Regions from separate parts of the Homo sapiens genome. Here region 2 is linked to region 1. A link is an interaction called in ENCODE POLR2A ChIA-PET data of the cell type or tissue named here. Cell type or tissue: GM12878. All regions are shown on one strand. Each heading gives the region's core, and the rest is flanking DNA. Links, peaks and the distances in the headings are about the cores only.

Region 1 (15,210 bases), core at 7,847-10,346:
TGAAGTCCCAGATCCAAATTCTATTAAGTATACATCATAGCAAATTAGGCTGTGGGGAGGATCTGGTGGGTTGACTTGCAAATCTGTGCAAAGTGATAGGCATTTTAGGCAGGAGGCAAAGGGAGGGGTGAAGTCCCAAGAATGAGCAGTAAGATGATCCTACGTGATCAGCTCAGACTTTGGCTCCAGAAAGTATTTCTTTCCTTCTCTCCCACTGCTCTGTTTCTGACACATAAATACAATCTTGGAGAGTCTTAATAGACAAATACCTTTAGGCAAAGTTTGCTTTATTGACATTATTTGGATGTTCTTAGTGAATAGCTGAGTATTGATCTGATGAGCTGCCAGTTACAGAAGTTGAGGCTCACCCTTTTTTTATTTTCTGGGTAACGAAAACCATTTGTGATATCTACAAACTACATTAACCTTGCCTAGATGAGACAGGTTTTCTTTTTGGGTTTTGCCTTTAAGTAAGTTCAAGCTCAACCCAAAAACAATTTAAGCCATTCATTCATTAAAAAATAGTTTATCAAGTAGGTTAGGCACTATGGAAATAAAAAGATATGAAGGTATAAAACCATGATTAAAGTCCACTAGGGTTCTGTTGAAAAGATCGTGTGTCCAAGGATCTATGATGGAAAACAGAAGTATTTAGGTAATTTAATGAAAAGCCATTCAAAATGGACATTTGCTAGTATGCAGAAAAATTAAACTTTTCTCCTTTTCTGTCAGCTCCTTGGTCTCACCCATGAGCACTTAAGATGAGGTGAGGCAAGATGAAATTGCACTTCAGTTTCTCTGTGAAGGACTGGTTTGAAGTTAAGGATTTTTTGTTTTTACTGCTGCTCCTGGTATAAACCATTCATGGGCTGCATTTCACCTGCCCCTTTCTACTTACTTGCCCCTCACAATCCTCTTCATGTTTTTCATTGAGAGGGAGAGGGTAAAGGAGGGGAGAAGAAGAAAGAGGAGAGGGAACGTCAGCTGCAACCAGGACTGAGCCTGGGGCTGGCATCAGATCCGGTGCCAGAGCATCAGACTGGATCAGGGCAGCCTGCAGCTGGAACTGCTGGGCAAGGAGCTGACAGGGCATGGTATGGGCAGAGAGGAGCAGGGTTGGGTGAGTTCTGAAGGGTGTGGAGTCAAGATTTGAAAGGAGTGAGAGGAGAAAGAGAAAGATAGACAAGGCAAGGAAATGGAGGGGCCTCTGTTTCTGTCCCTTGCTGCTGGTCCTTATACAACCTGCCTTCTCTACCTGGGCCCCTTCTCCCTTTGTATTGCTAGAGCCGACTGCTTCTTTTTCCAAGACTCCTTTTTGACACCCAAGTACCCCTCTTATGGCCCCAGACATCAATGCTTCCCCTCCTTGTGGTCCTCGCCACACAATATGCAGTCATCTCTTTCTTGTGGGTACCATGCCCAGGCCTGCAAGCTGCCCGAGGGAAGGGGCCTTGTCCATCGCATTTGCCATGCAATTGCAAATACAATGTTCAGCTCAGGCTATGTGTTCATGAATATCTGATGGGAGAATGTCAAATAAATGTCAGGCCCTGATGTATGTTGCTGGAAAAGGAAATGCATCAGCCCTTTCCCAGAGAAAATAAATTCCTATGATAAGACTTCTGCCCCATAATCCTTCATATATCACCAAGGCGAGCCAGCCACTTCCCATCCACTCCTATTTCTTCACTGACCTGGTACTGTACTGGGCAACTGCACACGGCCTTTCTAAGTGCACTTAGTGGATTGCTCCTTCCCAGTTTGCCATCTGGAGCCTTCATATTGTTAACAGAACATTCTTCAGACACTCATCAAACTCCCGGCATCAAGCACCTCTGTTCCAGCACGTGACTTCCTGTAACGGGTCCTGCCAACTTCTCACTAGTCTATTAAAAATAAAAGCACACCCAGAATGGCTCCCACGTCCCCTCTCCAGTGACCTCAACCCCATGACTAGGGAAACTGTGACTCAACCTCAGGAAAAAACACGGCTAGTGTCACTAGCAGAAACTAAGGATCCTCCTGGGCTGGCGCTGGGGATATTAATAAATCCAGTAGATTGGATCATTTGCCCCACCCGCTCTCTTTTCTTTAGGGAATTTGAATGTTCGAGTGCTTTAAAGTGGAGATAAAACGACCCATGATTCATGTTTCTGTCTTTCTGAAGAGTTTCCTTGTATAAGCTCCGACAACCTCTGCAGTTACTTGAAGGTTAATACTATTCTTTCCCAAAAAGGAGGAAACCATTTCCCTTTTCTATTCATTGCTTTCCTCCTTCTACACCTGAAAGGAGAGGTGAATTCTTTCCCCCTTTTCATTCTTAACAAGAGAATCTCTTTCGTACTCTCACTTGTCTGGAGATTTGAGCATTAAAAAAAAAATTGGTATAATTCTTCAGCTAATCCTTCAAGAAGACACTGCATGTATTTTTCCCCCTCTCTTTTGGTTTTTTTTTATTGGCTATTAGGCTAGCAAATTTTGGATTTGAGCAGTTCAGATCCTAGGCTAGCAACTTCCTGAGCTGATTGTGCAAAGCTCATTCACGAGAAAATGCCCTGAACTGCCTGGTCTCAGCACAGTTTTTTAAAAAACTCTGGTTCTGTTTTCTTAACTAGCCTCCAGCAGCTCTGAAATGGCAAGCACTAGCCAGCATTCATTCCCCTTGGAATTAAGGCAAAATCACTCACAACCTTGAGTACTTCCAGGACACCTGAGGGAGACTCAAGTTCTGGTACCCAGGAGTCAGGTAAAGTCCAGGAAGTGTGGTGTTCTTATTCACAGCAGACTTTCAGAGCACTGAAGGGCTTGGGGGCTTCAGGGTATTTTGTCTGTGACTTCCCAGCAGGACCCAGGACAAATGGCCATGCTCTGTAAACTACTGGCTCTGTGCTGCTGGTGGAGATACGGGATCCAGGACCCCAAATGTCTTATGAAGCCCAAGGCAAACTGAAGAGAAATTCCAGCTCCCAGAACTATCTATAGGAAAAGGTCTTGAGTTTTCAATTAAAATCTTTCTTTGAAGATTTTTGACTTGCATTAATTTCCAGAAAAAGTTCACTCGCTTTCCAAAGCAGTTTCCCTCCAAATGGTGGTTTGCTCTCTGAAGGGGAGTTTTAATACTGATGTCTGTCATTTATCTCTTACATCTTTCCTGAGAAGACATACTGTAAAAAAGCCATTAGGAAGCATGTCATATAATAGTTCCATCACCCTTAAAACATCTCCTGAGAGGCAGGGAAGGGGGCCTCTGAGAATGTATTCTCCTCCACCACTTCCCCTGTTTTAGAAACAGAGTAATAGAAACCCACATGTGTCCAGCGACGATGTGTGATGTCCAGTGTCAGGGCTGCCTCCTCCATTTGACAGTCTTTCTTCTCAAGATGATGCTTCTCTGCTCCCAAGAACCTAACTTGTGATTTTTCTTTGGTTTAAATGATTCTCACAGACCTCATTTCTATTTATATCACAAAGAGTCCCCCCACCCCCAACCCATACGTCTGGTTTTTGATTTAAAAATGTAATATAGTAACTTGGTTAAAAAAAAAAAGCCTAATACTATGAATTAACTTACAGTAAAAAAATTTCTAATTCCAAAGCCCCCGACCCCCTTGTTTCTCAGAGACCACCACACTTTCTTTAGTGTCCTTCCAGAAATATACTGTTTATAAGCATGCAAATGCATGTGTATGTACACACACACATACACACACATGAGTTTAAATTTCAAAGATTATTTTTCTAATAGAGAAATATAAAAAACCTTCAGAATTATATTAAATAAATTCTATAATTTCTAATGCTGGTCTGGCATGGGCAATGATAACAAATTCTATTACCAGTTCTCCATAGGAAAAGCGTTCTTTGTATTTTCATATATTCTATATATGAATATGTTCTATATTCATATGTATACATATACATCTATATCCTTTTGCTTTTATATAAATGTTAGTATATTATACACTTTCCTTGCTTTTCTAAAACTTTGTTTTATTTCTAGGAGATTGTTATTTCTCAATACATACAAATAAGCCTATCTTATTCTTTTATTAATTGTTACATGGCATTCTTTATTTTCTAATTGTTGGACAATTTAGGTTTTTCCATTCTCTTGCTATTGTAATACTACAATAAATATCCCCATGTAAATTGTCCAACATGTGTAAATATAGCCATGGAATAAATTTATAGAAGTGGACTTGTTGGGTCAAAGTGTATGTTTATTTAAAAATTTGATATACACTGACAAATTTTACTCCCCAGAGAAGTTGTTGCACATGAAACTTCACCAGTTATATGAGTGTTTTCTTACTAACATGGTATATTATCTAACTTTTTTGATTTTTATCAACTTGATAGGTTAAAAGTTGTAGCTCATTATTGTTTTAACTTGGTTATTTAATTTTAAATGAGATTGAGTATCTTATCTGTGTTGGAAAGTCATTTGCATTTCTTTCTTTGTCAGTTACCTTTTCATGATCTTTGCCCATTTTTCTATGAATTGTTGGCTTTTTTTCTTATCGATTCATAAGAGCTCTTTATATATTAAGGAAATAGACCAGTGATTCATGCTAGCTAAAGCTCCATTTTTCTTTACTTCTAATAACCACTCACTGCTCTCATATGTCCTTTTCCTTATTCTGTCTCCCACCCTGTCTCTCCTATGACTTCCTTGTATAATTAATTTGTCTCATATATAGGGAAAGGAAAGAAAGATGAGAGTCAGTCTTGCAAGGAAGGACACTTTTGAATGGCCAGTAAGTTTACATTTTACAAGATGCATATTAAGAAAATCTGAAGCCATTATCTGCCAACTATAGGAGTATCAAAAGACTGTTCTTCCTCTTGGTTGGTTCATGGCCACTTGGCAGCCTTGTATCTTGCTCATTAACTATAAATAACACTCACATTGAACACATTTTATAAACTTATATTTATGCCCCCTTCATTTTTTTTTCTCTTCTCTCACTCCTACTTCCAATTTTCTCTCAAATCGTGGTCATCACTTGTCCGGTGCAAGTAATATCTCTAGACTCTTAACTCATCATCTATCGAAGCAGGGTGATCCACATGCCGAGATTCTGATGGAGAGAAAGCCTCAGCTCTTGCTTGGGACTAGTCCTAGCCTTTTGTAGTAAAGTCCTTAGGCCACTCTTTCCTCTGACTGATTCAAGGATGTGGGGACCCCAGGGAAGTGTAGCTCCTCTCTCTATGGGTTCCTGTTGAGAACTCATCTTTCCAAATCATGGAAAAACCAATTCGACTTCAGCTAACATGGTAATGATTTGTGGGGAGCAGCAGAAATTCCCCTGTAATTATGTGTGAATTGATGTGTGATTTCCTAATGAGCTTAAGTGAAGAAATCATCATTTTGTGATAAATGCTTTATATCTTAAAATGCCAGCAACACATATCTAATAAATTCAATCAAACCACTCTCATTTATATAACATTTGCAATTATTATTTAACATGCTGGCTTTCTTTGCTGCTTTACTGCTTTGGGTAATTGCAGAGTCTGAAAGTTCCCTTTTTGTAAATAAAGCCACAGAAACTCATTATGTTGGAGTTTTTCTTAAAGCAATCATAAATGAGTTCATTTTGAAATGCATTTGCATGCTGTGCAGGCCAAGACCCCCTTATCAGAATATGTAGCCATTGAATGAGTTTGCTAAATCAGGGACATTTGTTCCCAGAATGAGTCGGGTCACTCTGAGACTGCAGCTTGGGCACTTAACCATGTCCAAACAAGTTGGGAAAAATATTTCAATGATTAAAAGATGGGCCCTTTTTACTGAAGATATGATGAGGGCCAGTGGAGTTAAGTGACATGACCAGAGGTCGCAAGGCAGCAGTGATAGAATCCAGCACAGAGGACAACATAACATATTGATTAAGGAATCAGTTCAAGATTCAGATTCTAGATGTGCTACTTCATAGCTGTGTGACCTCAGACAAATTACTCAGCCTCTCTAAGCCTCAGTTTACTCATCTGTCAAGTAGAGAGAGACCTATTGTTGGGAGGATTAAATGTGGCGGCCTATGTAAGAGCTCTAGGAACACTGCCTATCATATCACAAATGTTTGGCAAACAATTGCTAGTCATATAATTATTGATAGCTTCAACACTGATAAATATCAGCAGTAACAAAACTTACCCCTTCACCCTAAGCATTTTCCCTAGTGGCCAAGATGGTAATCGGTTCTGTTTGTGTCTTCTAAGGAGCTGAGAGGGTGGCAGAAGTTGAAAATAGTTTTATTCCTGGGGCCTAAGGTTATTTCCTGGTAAGTTGCACTGAGTAGGCTGCCAAATCCTAAATCTCCTTCACTTGAGATGAGTTAGAATTTGGGGTTTGGTAAATGGAGGCCCAAACTGGTTTTGAGACTCCTATAAAAATTAGTAGCAGTCAGCTCAAAGCTGGCAGGATATATTAGAAATCTACACAGTACTAGACTTCTTGGGGCCCCTTCTAAGAGACTCTGCCCCATCCACAGGCCCTGCTCAAGGGGCAGTTACAGGCAGCCATGTTTTGTGCTATGTGACTCAGCTCACCTCCTCCCTAGGCCACAGCTGATAGGACATGCATAGGCCTTTGACCAGGGGCAGTCCTTAGGCTTTGCAATGACATGGAAGACAGGCTGGACCAATTGTATTTCTTCACTCAGTAACTGAAACTAAACACCACCATGGTGGAACTGCAAAGGGATGAGATAGAACTGGATCTGAAGGGGCTCTCATGATCCTTGTGCAAGTTAAGACTGGACAGAAGCCAAGGGAAAGAAGAGGAAGGTCAGGGGAGTGAAGAAGAGAGCCTCCATGTGGAGAAAACAGGGTCAGTTGGAGAGAAACCAAGGATCTTGTTAATTCTGGGTGCAGTTCTGGTTCAGATGGTTTTCCAACTCCACACACAGTCTTTCCATACTTTGACAGACCCCGTGCCTTGAGGCAGCTTGACTTGAGTATGGGCTCTTCCTGTGTCCTCATAAGGGACCACTTCAAGCCTCAAGCCCAGCATGGGCTGCTGGAAGACAGCAGGAGTAGAATAAATACATAGGTAAGATAAAGGTCAAGACTCTTCTGTGGCAGCAGCAATATGGAGCATTGTTAATTATTCTGCAAGGAATTTGTTTATCCATTATTTTCCAGGTAACAGTGCAGACCTTGTAAACTGTAATAGAATGTTTGGTTTCTGATCATAAATGAATTTTAAAAATGTAAATTCTCAAGGTATTTAATTCTAATAGAATTCAAAGAACTTAAACTTCCATTCAAATAGAGAAATCTATTGTCCTTTTAGACAACTGGCTTTTTCATAGGTCCATCCAAGGACATTAAAGAAAACATATCTGAATGTTTCTTTGTTGGAGCCTGCCTCGATTTCACAGTGGCTCGTATTTTTTCCTAATAAACATCCCCTCTTTTCCATTTTTCCCCTGCCACCACAATACTACATTCTCTTCCACCTGAACTATTTTTAAAAAATAAATTTTATTATGCATATTTAAGGTATTCAACATGATATCATGGGATACATATAGAGAGTAAAATGGTTACTATAGTGAAGCAAGTTACCATATTTATCATCTCGCATAGTTACTCATTGTGTGTGTGTGTGTGTGTGTGTGTGTGTGTATTTGTGGCAAGAGCAGCTAAAATCTACTCATTTGGCAAAAATCACAAATACAATACAATATTATTACCTTTAGTGCTCATGTTGAACATCAGATCTCTGGGCTTGTTCATCCTATGTCTCTGCTACTTTGTGTCCTTTGACCTATTGAAGTATGCAGGTGGTCTCCCTAAGCTATGTATGTGGTAGGTGCTCATTAAGTGCTTGTTGCATGCTTCTGCTGTAGGCAAACAACCAAAACTCCTCAAAGCCATTTCTTCACAAAAGGAAACAAAACTTGAAAAAAAGTGTCTTATCATGGAAAATTTCCAACATATACAAAAGTAGAGAAAGTGGAACAATGAATTCACACATATCCATAACAGATCCAAGCATGATCAACTCAGGACCACTCTTGTTTCACATTATTTCTCTTGCCTCCTCTTCTTTCATGTGGATTTGGAAGCTAATCTAAGATATCACAATATAACACAAATATTGTTGTGTGTATTTCTAAAATAAAAGAATTATTTTAAAATATAACCGAAGTACTATCTTTACAATGAAATGAAATTAACAACAATTCCTTAATATTACTAACTATCCGGTGTTCCCAATTTCCCCAATTGTCTTATCAATATTTTTCTTTTTTTGAGACAAGGTCTTGTTCTGTTGCCCAGGCTGAAGGGCAGTGCTGTGATCATAGCTTGCTGCAGCCTTAACCTTCCGGAAACAAGTGATCCTCCTACCTCAGTCTCACAAGTAGCTGCGACCACAGGCACACACCACCATGCCTGGCTAATTTTTTTATTTTTTGTAGAAACAGGGTCTCACTATGTTGCCCCCGCTAGCCTCAAACTCTGGAACTCAAGAGATCCCCACACCTTGGCTGCCCGAAGTATTGGGATTACAGGTATGAGCCACTGCACCCGGCCCAGTGATTTTTATAGTTCATTTTTTGGAAGCCTATTTCAAATAAGCCCAACACCTTATAAAGGCTGATATGTTGCTTAACTGTTTCAATTTTTAAGAATGTCTCGGTCAGGCGCGGTGGCTCGCGCCTGTAATCCCAGCACTTTTGGGAGGCCAAGGCGGGCGGATCACGAGGTCAGGAGATCGAGACCAGCCTGGCTAACATGGTGAAACCCCGTCTGTACTAAAAATACAAAAAATTAGCCGGGTGTGGTGGCGGGGTAGTCCCAGCTACTCAGGAGGCTGAGGCAGGAGAATGGTGTGAACCCGGGAGGCGGAGCTTGCAGTGAGCCGAGATCGCGTCACTGCATTCCAGTCTGGGTGACAGAGCGAGACTATCTCAAAAAAAAAAAAAAAAAAAAAAAAAGACTGTCTCCTTCTTTTCTTCCTCCTCCTCTTTCATTCTCTCCCTCTTTTCCTTGCAGTTTAGTCTTTGATCTAAACTTTATTTCATCTTCAAAGTATTCCACAGTCAAGATTTTGCTGACTACATCTTTATGATGTACTTAAAATGTAATTTTATCCATTGTATTTTTTTTAAAATTGGTTTTTCGATCTAGAATGAAGTCTCAATAAGATTCAGGTTCAACATTTTGGCAACACTTTAAAGATGACATTGTGCACCTCCCACAAGAGGCACATAATGACTTTTTGTCTCCCTTTTTGCAATGTCAGCAGCCACTGATGATCATTCCTAATTCTATTATTCCCTCTTCATTTATTAACACATATTTTCTAAATTCGAACATTTTATCAGTGGTCTAGTTATCCTGAAATGTTGAGATGTAATTCATGCAGGAAAGGCAAGATAAATGCTTGGTTCAAAGTTGTTTGCTGGTTCCCTAGTTGTTTGTTGATCCATTAAATGTGATCAATGAGTTTCTTTCTCAAGTATTATTCTGGATTCAGGGATTTAAACATATTTGGTGTGTTTCAATCCACTGCAGTTTTTTTTTCCATACTGATGGCCATATTATTCCACTTTTGTCTCTGGGGAGCCTCTGCAAGTTGGCTCCTGGGTTCTTTTGACCTGGCTCCAGTGGTCTTTGATGTCTTGCGTGCTGTCTGATATAACAAGATGTCCCAGGCTCATCTTGTACAGTTCCTACCCTAGACCTGGAATTAGCTTTTTCTCTTGGAGAAATCAGTTATTCCCCCTGGTTCCTTTTAGTGGAAATGGCATTTAAAGACCACAATCTGGACGCTAGGAATATTCAGTGGTACAGGGTTGGTTTTTATTTCTGGGCTTTTTCAGAGTAAATATGCATTTTTTCAATCTATTTTTTAATTTTTAAAAAGAGGTTTTTTTTTTTAAAGAGCAGTTTTATGTTCTCAGAAAAATTGAGCAGAAGGGACAGAGATTGGTAAGAGTATGTTTAGCTTTGTTAGAAACTGCCAAACTGTCTTCCAAAGTGGCTGTACCATTTTGCATTCCCACCAGCAGGGAATGCGAAGATCCTGTTGAGAATTTCTGTTGCACCACATTTTTACCAGCCTTTGGTATTGTCAGTGTTAGGATTTTGGCCATTCTAATGAGTGCGTAGTAGTATCTCATTGTTGCTTTAATTTTCAGTTCCCTGATGACGTATGATGGGGAACATCTTTCCATATGCTTATTTGCCATCTGTGTATCTTCTTTAGTGAGGTGTCTGTTAAGGTCTTTGGTCCGTCGTTTAATGGGGTTGTTTGTTATCATCGAGTTTTAAGAGTTCTTTGTATATTTTAAATAATAGTCCTTTATCAAATATGTTTTTTGCACATATTTTCCCCAGTCTGTAGCTTATATTTTAAAGATAAAATATACTTTGAGTTCTTGCTGATACTTCTAATTCAAATTCAGGACTACAGAGTATTTAGTTAATCAATCCTACATTTTAAATTCATTGCAAATTTTTTTTTAGTTTGTCACTCATTTTCTTTCTTTTTTACTTTGCTTACGTGGCTTCTCACCATACAAAAGTGTTTTGTTATTTTAAGTTGATAAGTAATGATTTATTCATCTGTTCCTTATTTCATCTGAATTTTGAGTCATAGTTAGGATGGGTTTTCCCATTCCCATGTTATAAGAGAATTCATCCATATTTTATTTTAATATGTATATGGTTTCATTTTTATTTACCTTTAAATTTTTGACCCATTTGAAATTTATCTTACTGTGACTGGGTGAAGAAAAAATTCAACTTTATATTTTCTATATGGCCTTTCAGTTAACCCAACATCACTTACTAAAAAGTCCAACTCCTCCTTCTTGATATGCGATAGCACCTTATCATATATATATACAGTTCCACATGTAACTGGGCCTATTTCTGTCCATTGTGCCTTCTGTCCAGTCATGTGCCAATACCACAGTGTTTGAATTATGGATGCTTCAAACTATGCTCTTCTTTTTTCAGAGTTTTCCAGGTTATTCTTGCTAAAACAAAACTTTTGAGTGAGGACTGGTCTTCATCTCCTACTGGGGAGAGGCCCTATGCCTACCTTCTGAGATGGACCCTCGCTGAGTTGTCACTGGGGTTGAGAGGAGACATGAATGGTCTTTCTTCCCCTCAAGACAGAAGTTGGCAAATGATGGCCCATGGCCTCATCTATTTGTAAATAAAGTTTTATTGAAACATAGCTATGCCTTGGCATTTACATAATGTCCATGGCTGTTTCTGCGCTCTGATGGGGGAGTTAAGTAGTCAAGATAAAGACTGTATGACTAGGAAAACCTACAATGTTGAAATACTCTCTCTGGCCCTTTACAGAAAAAGTTTACCGACTCCTGCCTTAAGAGAGCACACTGGTATCCTAATGGGTCTTCTAGAGATAATGCTAACCCCAAAACGGGACCAGTGACATAATTTGTTGGGCATGGCACACAATTCAAAAATCAGGAAAGAAGTGCTGTTAAAGGTGCTAAAATATAAAGCTTTTTCCTACCTTCTGCGGTTTCTCTCTTCATTTGTCATGTTGTTTTTTATTTGCTTTTTAATGTCATTCTAAGTAAAGAAAAATTAAAATTCAAATTATTAGCATGAGTTTTACCTTTCATCTTTACATTGTATAATACCTCTTTTAAATGAAAATATGAGCATTTGACTTGTATGCAGAATCACTGGATTTACTCGATTCATAGTTCTTGGCTTGTCCCTGGAGGTGCCTCCAGCTAGCTAGAACAAACAAACACAAGCCGGAGTCTGCAAGGTTGGAAGGAGGAAGAGAGGCTCCCCGAGTGGTGGAGTGGGCCTGGACCAACACTCGCCCAGGCACAGGGTTACTTGCAGGGAGAGTGCACACCCTCAAGGAAGGCCCGGGCTCTCCCCCACCATTCAGGGCACATGGGGCTTAATGTCTGTCCCATTCCTTCTTCCCACCAGCTGCTGCATCAACCAGCCATTTCCAGGTCAAGGGCAGGAAAGTCCCTCAGAGTCAGCCTCACAAGCACAAATGACCTCCAAGAATATTGCAACCTCTGTACCAGGACAGCTATGTGCCTGGATCAGGGGTAGGCCAGAGACTTGCCCCCACTGAGGCACCCCTGGCAAAGTGTAGAGCTGCCAGCCTGCTGGGGGCCAAGGGCAGCCCTGGGTCTTTGGGCTATGGAAGGAGATGGGTACTGAGAACTATCCCAGGGTGTCAGCAGGAGGCTGGACCATGTGTCAGCCAAAGACCCCAATGTATGCTCCATTGTCCCATTGGATTTCACTTACAAAATACGAATTCACAAATAAAGTGATTAAGAATTTCAAGATGGTGACCACAACCACAGAGCCCTAATCCCAAATGTGGGGCCACGTGCAACTGCACTGCTTGTGCCCCCTTAAAGCTGGTCCTGACCTCAAGCAATAGAGTGATGCTGGGAATGTCTGTCAACACAACTGAAAAGGAAATACGTGGGGTGTATAGGTATTTTGGGGAGCCTGTATATGTGTGGTGCTTCTCAGTGACACCTTAGAGGGGCTGTCCATTTGTTTAAATCCTATTTTTTTTTTTTTTTTTTTTTTTGGAGACGTAATCTCACTCTGTTGCCCAGGCTGGAGTGCAATGGCATGATCTCGACTCACTGCAACCTCTGCCTCCTGGGTTCAAGCGATTCTACTGCCTCAGCCTCCCAAGTAGCTGGGATTACAAGCGCACACCACCACAGCGGCTAACTTTTGTATTTTTTAGTAGAGATGGAGTTTCACCATGTTGGCCAGGCTGGTCTTGAACTCCTGACCTCAAGTGATCCACCAGCCTTGGCCTCCCAAAGTGCTGGGATTACAGATGTGAGCCACCAAGCCTGGCCAAAATCCTACAATTTTAATTGTCTTTTTAACCAATTTTTAAAAATTATAAAATAAAAGTAACATAGACTTTATCATGGTGACCATTTTGAACAGTTCAGCAGCATTAAGTACATCTACATTAGGGTGCAACCATTACCTCTGTCCCTCCCCAGAACCCTTTCATCTTGCAAAACTGTACCCGTTAAACAGTAACTCATCATTTCCTCCTCTCTCCAGCCCTGATGATCACTGCATTTTCTGTCTCAATGAATTTGACTACTCTAGGTACCTCATTTAAGTGAAATTGCCCAGTATTTGTCCTTTGCAATCAGTTTATTTCACTTCACATACTGTCCCCAAGGTTCATTCATGTTGTAGCCTGTGCCACAGTTTATTTCCTTTTTAGGGACGAATAACAGTGCATTGTATATGTACATTACATTCTGTTTATCCATTTATTCATTGATGCGTACTTGGGTTGCTTCCATGTTTTGGCTAGTGTGAATAATGCTGCTATGATCACAGATGTACAATTTATTGTCTTTTAAAACTTAGCTTCTGTCACTGAGTGTTACAATGATGCTGCAGCTACTCTGTGGGGACCTGGAACCTCAGAGACATGCCCAGATTTCATACTCAATGCTCCACTGAGGATTTGGGTTCCAGCCTGCATAGATTGGCAGCAGAAGGAAAATGTTTCCGAAAGAGACACCACTGAGCATTATTTTTCTTTGTTTCTGCAAAACAACTTTGGTTTATTTTCTCCCATTTGAGTCTTTGTTTTTACCTATGCAAATGTGATTCATCTTTCAGCACTGGAGAAGGGCCCTAAATAACATAATTACTTCACCAATCATCTACTTGGCTACTGGAAATCATCTTTTTAGTGAGGTCGACTGTCGTTGCTTGAGCTCTATACAGACTTCAAATGATGAGCACGCTTCTTTTCTTAACATGCTAATTTGCCTCTGAAGCCAGTGTTATTTTAAAAGGGGGGTTTAATTGGATATTAAATCTGCAATTGAAAGATTAAATTATGAAATAAACAAACATATCAATCTAATAGGTCTTTGGGAAAAAATCAGGAATTCCACTCTAGTTTTTAAATGCAAATGCATTCCAATATATATATTTAATTCTCTGCCCATTTTGCTGTGCTTTGTAGCTCTCAGCCTGAATTCTTTCCTGGGTTGCTTCCAAAGGAAATCATCTCAGGAGGCTGAGTAGGCTCAGGATTCTGTGAGCACTGGCCCCAAAATAACCTTTTGCTTAAAGACTTTACCTGTATAAATGAAATTCAAGAAATGTTGAGAAACCATTTTGAAATGAATAATACTGAAGCAATTCCAAGGGGTATAATTTGGGATGCATCAAAGGTGGTGGTAAGAGAATACATTTACCTCACTGTAAGTTTAAAGGAAATCAAAGATCAAAACAGATACATGCTCGAGAAGGAAATTAAGAAATGAGAAGTACATCATAGCTATAAAAAAATCCCAAATGATTCTTCAGAAAATTATTTCAAGGCAAAGTAATACCTTTTCTAATAGAAAAGTACATGAAACCCCCTCTCCTCAAGTTTATAAAGCAGGCTTCCTGGGAATAGGAAATAAAGATGAGTAGCTTTTCAACTCTACATTTTAAAAAGGTACAAGAAAACAAAGATTTTTTTTTAACCCCTAAAATAAGTACCTATCTGGGAGAATGGGAATACCACCATGATATGAGGGTCTCTTTAGATACAAGTGCTCTGGGCTGACAGAAATGAAAGCAATATTCATTAGCACCAACCACAACTCTGCAATCAGCCATGCTAGGCTGAATTAGGCACATCCACAGTGACAGAGTGCTCCTGGGGTAACCAAGATGGGGGCAAGGAGGAAAGCAGGTGATGGCACGTACTTGCCGCCATCTCTACCTCTTAGGAAAGCCTTGAAAATGTAATATTATGGCTGGGTGCAGTGGCTCATGCCTGTAATCCCAGCACATTGGGAGGCCAAGGTGGGCAGATCACTTGAGGTCAGGAGTTCAAGACCAGCCTGGCCAACATGGTGAAACCCCATCCCGACCAAAAATACAAAATATAATAGCTGGGTGTGGTGGCATGCGCCTGCAATCCCAGCTACTTGGGAGGCTGAGGCAGGAGAATTGCTTGAACCTGGGAGGTGGAGTTTGCAGTGAGCCAAGATGGCACCATTGCACTCCAGCCTGGGTGACAGAGCAAGACTCCAGCTCAAAAAAAAAGAAATAGTTTCTGATAAAGTGATAGAATGTTTTTGATTTGTCTCAAAAATAACATAGAACATGGCCAAGTGGGTAGGGACTCGGGTGAAACAAGACTGTCCAGGCGTTGATAACTGTTGAAGCCGGTAATGG
Region 2 (15,210 bases), core at 5,825-8,324, 74 kb before region 1:
CATCAAGCAACCATATGGTAATTTGAAAAGTTGATGCATAATTTTTGATTTGGGCATTTTCTGCTGCCCAGGAGATGGATATGAAGTTAGATCCAAAGTAGCTGCACCCAGCTCCTTTTTGGGGGAGTGCCTAGTCATTGCTTTGAATTGCAGACAACATAGCAAGATCTGTCATTGTTGACTAACCAACATGTCCTATCCATTCAGTTAATACTAGTGATGCCCAAATGAGTGAGGTTCTTGCCAACTTTGTACCCTGCCACCTTCTCTTTCTAGGTTGAATGAGACAAAAAATTTCAAGGGTTCTTCAGGGAAAGGAAAAGCATCAGAAGCTGAAAGGATTCAGAATGCACCTTTCACCAGAGCGTGAAGTATAAACAAATTCTAGATCCAGTTCCTAGGAAGACTCATTGCTGAGACAAAAAGCCTGGCAACTTCCCAATTTGCAATTGGGTATAAAAATAGCAGAGTTTCTATTTCAGATGATCTGTTTCTCCCCAGGATTCTTAAGGACAAGGAGCCACTGAATGGACATTTTGATGTTTCATTCTTTCCTTTGGAATATCTGTGATGGCAAAACCTGTGAAGGCTGTTTGGATTCTGTTTTGCTTCAGCGGCCGTGCTCTGCAAGTAAAATTATTTTGAAGCCACTTGCAAATCAAAGATTCAAATGTAATAGACCACAAAAGTATATTGCCAATTTACCCTTTTCCAGGAGGTTAATCAATTATAAAAGAGACATTAAACCCTGCTACTCACCTAGAGGGGAAGGTTATTTGCAGGGCTTTTTAAACTTAGTTACAGCCACTAAGGATTCATCAGACCCTTACTCCTTACTAAATGTAGTTGGAAAAACTAAGTCTTTCAATTTGAGTATGCTCTCCACTCCTTTAAAGGGAGTTTGAATAGCTTAAATACATCCAGCAAGAACACAGTATGGTATAAAGAGTAAAACTGCATACATCTCTGGTCAGGGTTGGATCTGGGTTTCGGGAGCCTAAAGCTTACAAACTTAAGGACTCTCTTAAAAAAAAATACAATTAGATCCAAAAATAAACATTTAGAATGAGAAAGATGATAAATTACTGAAGCCTAGAAGCCTAGGAAATGCAGATCCTTCTGAGATTTTTTTTTTTTTTTTTTTTTTTTTTTTGAGACAGAGTCTCGCTCTGTGGCCCAGGCTGGAGTGTAGTGATGCAATCTTGAATCTCGGCTAACTGCAACCTCCACCTCCTGGGTTCAAGCAATTCTCCTGCATCAGCCTCCCGAGTAGCTGGAATTACAGGCGTGTACCACTAAGTCCGGCTAATTTTTTGTATTTTAGTAGAGACAAGGCTTCACTATGTTGCCCCCATGGTGATCTCAAAGTGAGCTCAGGCTCAGGTAATCCACCCGCCTTGGTCTTCCAAAGTGTTAGGATTACAGGCGTGAGCCACCAAATAAGATCTCTTTAGGCAATTATCAGAAATGCTTCAGATTGCAGCCTGGCTTCTCTTGCCCACCTGAAATACTACAACTCCCAGCAACCCCTAGCTCTCCCAGGGATCTGTTAAATGAGGGCCTCAAGATTAGCTTCATCAGTTTCAACATGAATCCATGTCTGCCTGTCTCAACTTCTGTGTTTTACCCCATCTATAAATGAGGAAACATTATGAGGACTACGTAAGACCATGTATGGCATAGTGCCTGGCACATAGTATTTGTTAAAGAGTTGTTTGTTGTTATTACCTGTAATAAACTATCGTAGCTAACTGCCATTGTGCACTTAACACTTAGCATGGCTCTAAATATTTTTAAATTATTAATATTCTCAACTATCCCATGGCTTACTATTATTATTAATACAAAGTCTCATTTTACAGATAAGAAAACTGAGACACAAAGATACCAAGTAACTTGCTCAAGGACACAAGAGGAAAAAAAGGGGGGCTGGCATGTGCAGTGGCTCACACCTGTAATCCCAGCACTTTGGGAAGCCAAGGCAGGAGGACCATCCAGGAGTTCAAGACCAGCCTGAGCAATATGGTGAAACCCCATCTCTACAAAAAATAGAAAAATTAGCCTGGTATGGTGGCACGCATCTGTAGTCCCAGCCACTTGGGAGGCTGAGGTGGGAGAATATCTTGAGCATGGGAGGTTGAGGCTGCAGTGAGCTGTCGTTGTGCCACTGCACTACAGCCTGGGTGACAGGGCAAGACCGTGTGTCAACAAAACAAAACGAAACTTGGAGAAACTGGGATTTAAACCCGGGCATTGAGGTTCCAGAACCCAACCTCTTAACCACTATGTTATATATTGATTCACAACTGCCTTGAAAATACAGGAACACGTAGTATCTCATAGGTCATGCCAGAAAATGATGTAGTCCTCAGCCTTGACCTGTCAAACTAGAAGCTGACATAAAGCTATTCAAGCAAGTGCCTGGTTTTCAACAGGGGAGGCCTGAAGAAAAAATGTGTAGTAGATTCCTGGTATGGTTTGGCTGTGTGAATCCCCTCCTGCTTTTTTTCAACTGCAGAAACAAAAGAGAGTGAGTTGCCTAAGAAGAAAGAACCTACTCTAAGCCATCTCCTTAGTAATGAAATTTTAGGAAAAGTAGGTAAAATTGCATATTATTAAAAGAAAGACTACTACCAGATAATTCAGGAGGAAAGAAATGCTGTTTCTACAGAAGATGGATACTTTCGTTACATAAAAAACGTTAAAAATAAATAAATTCACCATTGATGTACTTGTGTTCTAAAGACAACTAGGCAAGTGAAGGAGCAAGCTTGTATGCTGTATTGTCAGGAAAGTCAGGACCATGTAGAACTTACACTGATACCTAGCAAATTCTCAATAAATGTTGCAGCTATTATTATTATTTTATTATGAATCAGGAATGAGGAAGACAGTTGAGTTCAAATTCCATCTCAGCCGCTCATGCAACTCCGAAAGGATTTTAAAATCTTTCTGAACCTCTTTCATCATCTGTAAAAAAGAAACTGTTGTGAATGTTACATGAAATAACATAAAGCATCTGGTACAGTACTGACCTAATTATGTGTTTAATGAATACTAGCCATCTTTGTTATTATTACTACCACTAACAAGATATCGGTAACTATGTTTCAGGTTACTATTTCAAAGTTTATCTGGAAGAGGAAATCTGTAAAATTTCCAGGACGCAATGCTTGAACTGCCTCCCAAAATGTGCCGGGAACCTAAGACAGTAGTCTCCCCTGTTAGAAGGCAATATGCAATCCCAGCTGGGTGCAGTGGCTCATGCCTGTAATCCAGCACTTTGGGAGGCCAAGGCAGGTAGAACACCTGAGGTCAGGAGTTCAAGACCAGCCTGGCCAATGTGGTGAAACCCCATTAATACTAAAAATACAAAAATTAGCAGGGCATGGTGGTAGGTGCCTGTAATCCCAGCTACTCGGGAGGCTGAGCCAGGAGAATCGCTTGACCTCGGGAGGTGGAGGTTGCAGTGAGCCGAGATCACATCACTGCCTGGACAACAAGAGAGAAACTCTGTCTCAAAAAAAAAAAAAATGCAATCCAGTCTAAAATGACAAATTATTTCTTTCTCTCCAAAGAACCTATTTCAATTGAGAAATCTAAAAATCAGTACCCCAGAAAGGAAGCAGGAGAAGAGAATCGAGTAGACAAAAGATTTCATCAACTTTGGATGTAGGAAGACAGATGTAGGAGTGGATTACTCTAGTTGAGTAGAGTATAAAAGCTACAATCTAATGTGCCCAGAAAGGGGGATACAAATGAGAAGCAAGCTAATTCCTTTTCTGTGAAAGGCAAAGGTAAGACAGGAGCTGAAAACTGGGGGACTAGCTGAAAAGGAGAACACATGGAATGATTGGAGCCCTACATCCTTTTCTCAGCCAGGGGACCACCTCTGTGTTACCCCCTATCCCACTACCCACTTCACCCCACCTTGCACTGAGCACACAGGCACAGAAGAGGCTCAGAAACAAAAATGGAGATTACATTCTCCCTAACCCTCTCCCAGAATGCCAACAGTCTGAAATATACCAGAGGATTCTTTCCCAGAGAAGTGAACAACCTGAGAGAAAAAGTCTCTAGATACTGGCATTTTATTGGAGGACTCCTTCAGTGAAACTGCTGGCTCCCTACCCAATCAGAGGAGAAATTTCTCATTCTAAGAGCCCCAACCATACAGAGCTTCCTATTCACTTTTTAGCATCTGTCTCTAAAATATGAACAGATAGTCAAGAATCAAAGAACGTTTGAGAAAAGACTCTGATTTAAAAGACTAAGTAAGCCAAAAACTCATGAAATAAACTTTGAGAAAGAAAGTTTTATACCCTCAAAAAGATACTGCATCTTATAATATGGGAACAGAATACATTTTTTTTTTTTAAGACACAGTCTCACTCTCTCCCCCAGGCTGGAGTGCAGTGGCAAAATCTCAGCTCACTGCAGCCTCGACCTCCCCAGGCTCAGGTGTTCTTCCCACCTCAGCCTCCTGAGTAACTAGGACTACTCATGCCACCACACCTGGCTAATTTTTAATTTTTTTCTAGAGACAGGGTTTCACCATGTTGCCCAGGCTGGTCTCAAACTTGGCTCAAATGATCCATCCACCTTGGCCTCCCAAAGTGCTGGGATTATGGGTGTGAACCACTTTGCCCTGCCTAGGATACAATTTTTAAAAGAGCTCATGAAAACTAAAATATAATGGAAATTTCATAAGAAAACCTTAAACTGAAAATAAAAATTGAGGAAATCAAACAAAAGTTAAAGGAAGAGATGGAAATTAGTAGAAAAAATATTAAAAACTTAGAGGATCAGTCTGGGACATCTGACATTCAAATAACAGGGTGTCCAAAACAGAAAATAGAAAACAAAGAATAGAATGTTTTTAACTGCAAGAAAAATGAACAGAATTGGATGACAGAAAACCCCTAGATGACAAGGACCCACTGGGTGCCCTTTGAATAAATGAATGAAAAAAAACTGCCCATCCATGTTCATCATTATGAAATTTTGAAGCACCTAGGCTAAAAAGACCTTCCTAAAAACTTGTGGAGAGAAAAGTCGGGGTTAAATAAAATAAGAATTGGAATTTTGGACTTCTCAATAGCAACATTGGATGCTATAATAGAAGACAAAGTCTTCGAAATTGTACAGGCAAAGTATTTTCAATTTAGAATTTACACCAGCCAAATAATCAAGTGGGAGGGAGAATAAAGACATTTTCAGCATGGAAGGACACAAAGCACTCCCTCTCAGAAACCTTTTCTTTCTGAAATGAATATGTGGTCCAACAAACCACAATCAAGAAAAACGTGGCAGAAAATAGGGATTTTAACACAGGAGATGGGTGAAGGGAGTTCTAGGATGGTAGGTGGGCATTTGAATTCAAGAACTAGCAGTTGAGGTGTAAGCAGGGAAAGTAATGGAAGAAACATCCCAAGCGTACAAAAGGAAATGATAATCATCTTATTATCATGCCAGAGCTTTTAGAGAAAAAAAGTCTCAGCGTTCCGAACAGCTGATGGTACACTTAGAAATTTTTTACGGTTCAACATATAAAAAGCTATGCAACAGATAAAAATAAGGCAATTATTAATTTTTAAAAGTATGTTTAAAAACATAGTATACTAGTTAGCCCTAGAAACTATACTAAACTATATTTATGTAGCCATAAAAATGTAAATACTATGATTATGATTGCTAAAACATCAGTGGGGGGGAGAGGATAGTAGAGGGAGAGTTAAATCCTCATCTACCATAATTAGAAGTTATTAATGTCTAAAATGAAAAAATAAGGTGCACATATTATATAAAGATGGGACATATATATATGTATATATCAGAAGAGTTAGCTAAAAGTTAAAAATATTTGCCTCTATGGTTGGGGGGAAAGTGGAGGGTTATAGCATTTTTATATACTTTGAGTATTTGCATTACTTTGCTAGAAATATATTTTTTAAAGCAAGTTCCCCCAACACCCTCTGCAAAAAAAAGTCAGTATGGCAGATTTCAGAAATAGTGACCTTTCTTTACCCATGCCAGTAGAATCCATCAACAAGAATGATCTATCTAGTCAGTCTCATGTCACAAAGAGGGCCTTAGGGGTGCTCTTCCTGGAGGAGTTGTATAGCTAGATAGAGGCTAGGATGGAATCCATGTGTGGGCAAATTACCTCAGTTCTCTGGTCTCTTGTTTCATCTGTAAAACAGGCACAATAATAGTCCTAACCTCATCAGGCTGCTGAAGACTGAACAGATGATGTAGGTAATGTGCTTAGCATAGTCTCTGGCTCATGAGTTCTTAATAAAAAGTACTTGATAATATCACTGTTAGCAGCATTCATCAGTCTCAAGGTGGAAACCATCATATATTAAGATCTGGAACTAGCAGAATCCAGAGCTTTTGACTTCAGGTTCTGATTTGAGCATGTGCAGATGGATAAACTGAGCTGTAACCCCATGCATCTTATATCAAGAGGACCAGCCACTTGGGGATCCTCAAGGATATAAGTGCCCTCTCCCCTCTCCAACCTGTTTTCCCATCACCTCCTCCTAACTTTCATTGGGGTTTATTTCCAGATTCTCCCACCAGGTATCTTAAGTGTTTTCTCCACATGGAAATGCTTTTCAGTAAAATGAAAATGACTGAACTTTTTATAAAGTGAAGTTCAGAGTATCCCTTCTGGGACTCTATTTTTTCCCTTGAAATTCTAGATCAAAATTTCAAAAAGGCCAGAGTGGGGTCCATAGAAGAGCAGAAGCAATGAGTTGGAAGGACTTCTGTGCACCTCTATTAGTCCCACTGCATGGAATCCTTAGGGTGAGTTCATAATTCCCATGATGACCAAAGGTCTTTCATACCTGGAAGTGTGCAGTGTGAATTGGTCTGGGTGTACATTGGTCCGCAGCCCAGCTGTGACAGGGTGTGCCATCACTGTGAGTTACTCCTGACTTTCCAAATCTGCCCAAGACAGTCAGAGACATTGCCCATGAAATCATCTGCCCTGGCTGCTCTCTCTAAAGGCCTAGAGCCAGTGAGAGCCTCAGAGGCCCACCCACAGGCATGGCAGTCAGCCTGGGGGGCTCCCTGTGTCAGCTCAGCTCTCCAGGCTAAGTCCTAAGGTCTAAATGACAGACTGCTGCCACCTGATCCTTCTGAACACATCCTGTTTTGCCAGAAGGCCCCCAAACCACAGACATTCCATGTCTCTGCACTTGGTGGTTTGTGGTGTTTGAATCCCATAGCCACGGGCTATTCATTTGTATATGTTTCACTGTGGCTTTCCGCTTGGTGACCTAGACTCTTACCCAGCAAGATTCCTTAAGGTTTCAAAGCAGCTAGAGAGACCACTAGCAAGTTTCTCTTTGTTAAGGGCTTTTTAACCATTCCTTCTTAACTGAAGTTGCCTGTTGGTTGAAGTGGGCAGCTTCTTAATTTTCTGAATTCGTCAGTGATGATTGCTCAGATGTCTCTGCAAATATTTTTAGGTATGTGTGAATAAATCAGGCCTAGTATCACTACCCTCAGTGAATTTTTTTTTTAAATTAAAGCAGCCCTTAGAGGCTTAAGGTCTAATTTAATTGAATAACTAGGTGTCATAATGAGGGACTCCAATGAAAGAATGAAAGAATCTCTGAAGTGTTGATTGGCTGTTTCTGGAACTTGGCCCAAGTTCCTACTACAGATGTACCATGTCCACTTTTCTCAGAATTCAAGTTTCCTGGTTGGTGAGTACAATTCTTTAAAATTCATGGGAGAGGGATCTCGGTACTATATTCCTCAAAGCCTCCCCACCCCAGACTAATACACACACACACACATGTTCTCCACCTGCAGGACCTGAGTCTACACAACCCCCCAGTGTTTCTGTTTATTTCCGCTCAGCTAAGGAGTCATTGCAATGGGGAAAATAAATTAGAACCAAATTAGACTGAGATTCAGAGTCCAGGAAGCATGGCTGCCTATGAAACATTACTGGTTGTTTTATGTATTCACTGCCTGGGGGGTGAGGTTGGGGGAAAGCCAGATATGTGGCTAATCACTGCACAGAATGGAAATCTGGAAAGAGGTCCAAATCTGATAACATATATAGTATCTTCCCTCCAGTTGTGTCCACCTCGAAGAAAAAAAAATTACAGAATATTCTCAATCTGTTAAAAATATCTTACTTCACTCTTTTCCCTTGCTTACCCTGGAGAAATCCAAATTAGAAAACTTCCTATTTAAGATAATCAACAGAGGAGAACAACAGATCAACTTGGGCTAATATCAGTAGCAGGGAAGACCAATTAACAAATTCATGAATTGTGCTGTTTACACTTCTATTCCTAAGGTTAATTATGCGATCAAGTAATAGCTTTTGCCTTGATTAGAGGGCCCTTAGGAAATAAAAGTGTGTTTCCTCTTTACAAGTATGTTTGCATTTCAGTCCTGCAATGATAGCACAGGAACTGGGCTCAGCAAACATCGCCTGTGCACACAGCTGTAGTCAAAGCAGAAGGTCTTAATTTAAATAGCCTCAAGACTCAACGTGTAAACAGAAGCATCATCCATAAAAGTGCTAACAGTCACGTATACATTTTTCTCTCTCTCTGCTTTGGACTACTTATAGTGTCAATTCTTTGCAGAAGTTTATTTTCCCATTATTCCCTATTGTAAAGAATCAGTAAAATTAGCTCCTGGGGCTATAGGTATAGAAGAAAGAAACATCGCCCACATTTCAGGGAGCACTCTCCGCAAGGCTGTTCCAGCTTCCTGTTAATAATGGCAGCTCACGTTTTTGAGGTGCTATCCCATGGCAAGGGACCTCACATGTATAAATTCTGTAATCCTCACAGTAAGCCTATGAGGGGAATATTGTTATCATCCTCTCCTTTTCAGGCGAGAAAACAGAGGCACAGAAAGGTTATGTAAATCACCCAAGTCCATAGCAGCTAGCTAAGCCAGGGTTTGAACCCAGACATTCTGGCTCCAGTGTGGACACATTTAACCACCATGTGCTGTTGCTCCTCTCTTTAGGGCCCTGACTTAAATGTGCAGTGTTAGAAAAAAGTGAATTATTTCACCCAAATGAAGAAGCAACACATTGTGCCATTTGAAATTCTCAAGTGAAGTGCAAAAGTTTCCTTGTCCGTTTACAATCCACTTCTGAGTAATCTGACCCAACGTCATCAGAGAGAAAATGGCTTCCTTGGGGAGTGCTGAAAGCATTAGAGAGATGTGACCAGAGATCTCCGTCACACTGATTCCTCCCTTACCTTGCCAGGAGCACTGGGCCAGCCTACATTGGCTACTCAGCGCTTGTCGAGGTTGGGTTCTCCTATGGCAACACAGTGATGCCCAGCTGGACACAAACCTTGATTGACAATGGTGGTAAATTAAGAGATGGCTTATTGGCTTTAACAAGGACTACCCACAGAATATTCTGGATTAAGAGCAATGAACCAATTCATTTCATGTCTTCCTTTTCACAAGAGCACCTACTGAAAAATGCAGGAGCAATGTGCAGGGGTTGTATTCTCAGGCTTTGGAATCAAATGGAACGGAATCAATTTCAGACTCTGCCGTTTACAGCTCGTTGACCTCAGGTACATTACTTCCTGTTTTTGCACATCGGTGGCCTCATCTGTAAGAGTACTACCTCAGACGCCATAATGAAGAAGAACTCAGACTATCCAGGTACAGAGCTTCGTTCTTACTACTCAGAGTGTCCTGCGGCAGCAGCACCCTCACCAGAGAGCTGCTTGGAAATGCAGGCTCTTGGGTCCTGTTCCAGACCTGCTGAACCAGAATCTGTACATTCACCCTCCGGTGCTGATCTGAATGGTCCTTCATCTCAAATACTGAAATTTGAGAAGTCATGGCAAGTGAAGCACATAATGGCCATTAATTGTAATGATATATATTGAAATTATCTGCCATCAAAGTAAGCTCAGCATCACCATTCCAGGAGTGAAGTGTTAAAGGAAAGAGACCTTGGAAATGAGAGGCAAGGTCCAGGTTGGAAACCCCCTCCCTGCTTCTCCAGCTCCTCAGTTTCTAAATTCTCAGAGATAAAGGGAAAACACCTGCAGAAAGTAACTAAGCCTTTTTGGAGAAACTCTTGGGAAGACCAAAGTCAGGGAAACAAACAGCTATACAATTCATGGTTTTTGCATCAGGCAATGATAGAAACCAGCAATTCATGCCTTGTACCTGAACTAGGAAAGCCTTTTCTTTTCTTTTTTTAAAGCACAACCCAAGTCTCCTGCCAGATCATGGCTTTTAATTTAAGTGTACAGTTACTGCTCAAAAGTGATTCACAAGCCTTTAAAGAGCCACTCTCCTTTAGAAGTCTGTTTAGAATGCAGAGGGTTTGAAGATTAGTGTTGGGAGTGAGAGCATTTGACTGCCTAAGTGTTCAATCTCCCAGGTACTTAGATATTTCTCAGCAAGAACTGATGTTCATTAAACTGTAAGCAAATTAAGAGTTCAAGCCAAAGAAATAAAGGAAGACATAATTAGTGTACGGGAGTCATCCACCATCGTAAGCCTTCTCTTAGGTGAGAAGTCTTCAGAATTAGTTCCCTGCACAAAAGAAAATTATACAGCTGCTTTATGCAGGCTGCCGATGCTATGTTTTATTGCACGCAATTTACAATGAAATGAAGCAGAAGTCTGCAAGACTGCATTAAAGCTTTAATTTTCCTTTTGGGTTTTACCTCCATTTTATCTTTAGAAGAACCCAGAATGGTTTGATAAATAGAGTATTTTGCCAGTCAATAAATTAAAAAGCTATTTTTACCAAGTGGACGCTGAATTGCTACTGCACATGACAGAAGCTTCCTGGGATTTCAGAGGGTGGGAGGGCACACCATCCTTCAGCAGAATTGATTTGTGGAAAAAATATTACTCCCTGTTCCCCAAATCCAACTACTCTGAAGAAATGTGGTTCTCAGTGACTTCTGACACACTCTGGTGGCTGTCTTATTACAGGGTCTGGGTTTCAGGCAAAACTTTTGGGAATCAGATAAAGGAACTGGACTCCCATAAGACAATAAATCTCATCAGACATATTGTAGACTGACCCTCCAGCCCCAACAGGAGCTTTGTAAGGAATGAAATACCAATGCTCCCCCATCCCACCCTGTAAACGATTATTTTCAACTGAGCTAGAAAACCTGAGAGAGCTGGTTTGAGTCTGTGGAACTGTCACGTGCCACATTCTGTGCCACCTCCAACTATCCATCCCCAGGCTTTGCCAGTTAAAAGGCAGGATGGCTGGCGGCGGTGGCTCACACCTGTTATCTCAGCACCTTGGGAGGCTGAGGCAGGTGGATAACTTAAGTCCAGGAGTTCGAGACCAGCCTGGGCAACAAGATGAAACCCTGTCTGTACAAAAAATACAAAAAATTAGCCGGGCGTGGTGGCTTGCACCTGTAGTCCCAGCTACTCAAGGGGCCGAGATGGGAGGATCACTGAGCCCAGGAAGTGGAGGTTGCAGTGAGTCGTGATTGCCCCACTGCATTCCAGCCTGGGTGATAGAACGAGACCCTGTCTCAAAAAAATAAACAAAAAGAAAGGTGGGAGTGAACTTGGAAAGAGGTTGGGAAAGCCCTTCCTTGAATCTGGATCTGGAAGGTGGTTGTAGAGCTCCGCCTGGCATTTGCCCTAGGACCCCACTTCTCTCACTCTGCAGAGCAGGGGAAGGCCCTAGGGTCTGGTCTGAAGGGGGAGGTTTTGGAAGCCATCATTGGCTGAACAGACCCCTGAGAGAGTAGCTGCAGTATGGAGGCTCCTGGAGGGTCCAAGAGAGGAACCTGCAAGCTGGCTGGGAGTTGGGGCTCGGCAGGCTGACCACATTTAGGTTGCCCTCGACCTGCAGCCTTGAGGTCCAACTTTATGGGAAAGGTGCTAGGCAGCTGACCTGGCTGGAAACACCGTTTTGAAACTAAAATGGTGTTCCATTTGCACCATCAGTAGTAATAATGGCCACCTCTCAGCAAGCCAGTTTTTGATACTACAGCAAGCCTGAGAAATGGGTGAGTTTTATCTCTAATTTACCAATGAGCAAAAGAGGCTGAATGTGTGTCTGTCATTTGACTCGTCAAACAGATGGTGGTGGAGATTGGAGATTGGCCTCTACCCAGGAAACTAAAGCTGGCCCTCCTCTTTGTCCAGTTCCAGGAAGTTCTGGAAGTTGGGGAATATGTAAGATACAAGAAGAAACTTGTGACATGATTTCTGAGGAAGGGAGTAGAATGTTCAGAGAAATGGGAGGAAATAGGGATTCAGGAAAGCAGGGGAAATTTTTAAAAGAAGGATCCCAAGAAGGAGGGTTAGGAATGGAAGGAAGCTCACGGTCATCTCGAGTTCTGGGCAGTGAGGAGTGAGGCCCTCTGTGTGCACTCCCACCTTATTTGAGTCAAGAACCTCAAAAACATTCCTGGAGCCTCATGTGTGGGAACTGTAGCCGAGAAGGAATCTGAAAGGACATAGCACAAACCACTCCAGAGTCACCTGCAGATGTGGAAATTCTTCCATCACATAACATGGTGCAGTGAGGTGACCACTGGCCTGGTGACAAAACTCCAGCTGCAGCCTGAGACCCACCCAATTCCCCTGCCCGGAGGATAGGTGGGGATGCTCCCAGGGGCCTCTCTCCCAAAGAAGGAGGGAGCAGTCCCGCTGCCAGGCTCGGTCTACATGACTCCATGTTCCAAGGGGGATCTGGTGGTGCCCCCTGGTCTTTGGAATAGGGAGGAGATGGGGTACCCAAGTGGGAAGATGTGATGTAGGGCCCGGTCACACAACGTAGTTCTGTTGATTTTGCAACTATCATCCACCCAGTGGCCTTCTTTCTAAAAGCACCAGTAGGTGTATTTTGTTTGTTCCTTTGTTTTGTAAGACATACATTTTAGTTAAAACTTAATTTTCTCACTCTCTAAGACACCTGGCACCAAGACTTTGGAATTACTTGTTGAAAAATTGATTGGGGGGCAGGGAACAGAGTAAAATAGAGAAAGAGAGAAAACTAAAAGAAAAATCATTTCTCCCAGCACTACAAATGAATCACTAAAAAAACCCCCTAACTCCCAAAGCAGCAGTATGTCTACTGTTTTGCCTGGGAACAGAATCACCTGGCACGCACGAGCTGTTTCCTGAGCTTGGTCTGTCAATGCATGGCCTCATCATTAATTAACATTTCCGAAAGGCCCTTCTTGCACGGCAGATGAGGGAGCTCAATTTGCTGTCCTGAGGACGGGCAGGGAGCTGACTCATAACATTTTGTAAAAGAAACTGGTCTTGCTGCCCTGGTGCAGGGACAGAGGCTATGGGAGTAAATGAAGCAGAATCAGAAGAATCAAGAGAAGCTGCAAACAGAGGCAAGGCCCTGCCAGGCCCGGACCCCTCCCTGTGGACCACGAGGAGGTGCTGAGGGGGAGCTGCAACCCAAGGGTTCCTCAAGAGGACTGTCAGGCTCTGTGGCAATGGAAACAGGCCAAGAGGGGCCTTGCATACAGAGACACCAAACGTTCTCAGATTTCCAGGACTGACCTGACTGCCTTCTATTCTTTTCAAGAAAAATGTATTGGCATTTCTGCTCTAACATCACATATACATTGCTAAAAACTCTGAGTTCTACAAAATGGCATGCTAAAAAATAATAGGGCTTATGGGAAAAATAGAGTTGGGGCAGTCCATAAAAACCAATGGAACTTGGTAACCAAAGCACTCGCAAACAACAATCACAACCTTAATAAAATATGAGCCTGGTTACATTTCTCCTGACATTTCCACTGGGCATCATCAGCAGTGAATTCCTGGCAGCCTTAAAGCCTCTTGCTTCTTCCTGAACATAGGGTCTGGAGGGCATTCACTTCCACGAGAGAGAAGTTTCTTCAAAGTACAAAGTCTCAAAGTCTCATTCAGGGTGTAGGCTTCCTCATTAACGTTTTTAACTTTGGGGGATATATAATCAAGCTCCTGGATCTAATTCTAGTTTATAAGAAATATGGGAGATAGATGAACATCTTAAATCACACCATGAAGATACAATTAGCCAAATCCAGTGTAAACCTGATTTCACCACCTCAACTATAAAAATGCCTTTTTTAACAGTCAGCCAAGATTAAGCAATGACTTATCATAGGTGATATTTAGGAATTAGCGTTTATTTTGTGAGATGTGATAGTGACATTGCAGTTTTTATAGTTACATGTTTTAAAAATCTTTGTTAGAGATAAAAATAAAAACAGATGATGTGAATATACCAAAAAAATTTTAGCAGTTGTTAGACCTAAGGGACTGGAATGTGAGATTTCTTTATACTATTTTCTTTACTTTTATGTAAAATTGAAATGTTTATGTAAAATTGTAATATTTTTAAAAAGGCTCTTATCTTGTACTGCCAGAAAGTAAGGAAGGTCTAAAAATAAATAAAAATGTTTAAAAAGCTAAACAAACACCCTCTCCCCACCAGTTGTGGGGTATGTCAACTGGAAGAGCTCCCAATGGCCAAAGCTGGAACAATTTGAGCAAAATAATAATAATAATAAAATAAGATAGAATTATATTATAACTGAAAGTATAAAATAAATATCCTTAAGTTCATACTGACATAGACAAATGAGCGGAATGGGACAGAAGAGACAAATCTCCCAAACAGAAGAATTCCAAATAATTGATGTAGATACTCCATCTTGTAAGGTGGAGCCTGTCTCTCCACTCCTTAAGTGTGGGCTGCATACAGGGACTTCTGTCCAAAGGCTGGAGCATGGAAAAGATGGGGAAAATGAGTAACTCTGTAAGTGAAGAAGCCAGACAAACACTACCTCAGCCCAGTGATCAAAGTCAGCATCAACAGTGATAATTCATATTGATAATATGTGCCCCGGATATGTGATTAAAATGTCATTTTACCTCTGTGATCTTCGTCTGAAAATCCTTTAAGCCCAGTCTAATTATGAGAAAAGCATCAGACAAATCCCAACAGAGGGTTTCTACAAAATGCCTGACCAGTGCTCCCCAAAGCTGCCAAGGACATCAGAAACAAGGAAAGTCTGGGAAACTGGCACAGCCAAGAGGAGCCCAAGAAAATGTAATAACAGAATGTAATGTGGGGTCCTAGGACAGAAAAGAGATACTGATTTTTTTTTAAGCCTAAGGAAATCTGCATAAAGTATAAACTTTAGATAACAATAATGTATCAAGCCTGGGCAATATAGTGAGACCCCG

The links. ChIA-PET counts read pairs that join two places held together with the same protein. Peaks named below come from ENCODE experiments on the same cell type or tissue, not always from the same donor. Only the 100,000 strongest peaks of a DNase experiment are listed, where the experiment ranks them.
Region 2: POLR2A ChIA-PET joins it to region 1 with 7 read pairs; 2 of 35 experiments call an interaction of 5 or more read pairs at or near these places.

What each region holds. Positions count from the first base shown.
Region 1 is chr4:152,230,735-152,245,944 of GRCh38, reverse strand. No RefSeq gene overlaps it. Among named protein-coding and RNA genes, the nearest start is that of FBXW7-AS1, 99 kb to the left of the region's middle. RefSeq lists a silencer at 1,896-2,082. In GM12878, for the core only: no CTCF peak of the experiment used is centred there; no DNase peak of the experiment used is centred there.
Region 2 is chr4:152,302,382-152,317,591 of GRCh38, reverse strand. It overlaps LOC105377492 (a long non-coding RNA gene), which reads left to right and starts at 6,827. Exons shown (of 4, transcript XR_939354.3): 1 at 6,827-7,721. RefSeq lists an enhancer at 13,385-13,454. In GM12878, for the core only: no CTCF peak of the experiment used is centred there; a DNase peak (open chromatin) is centred at 7,266.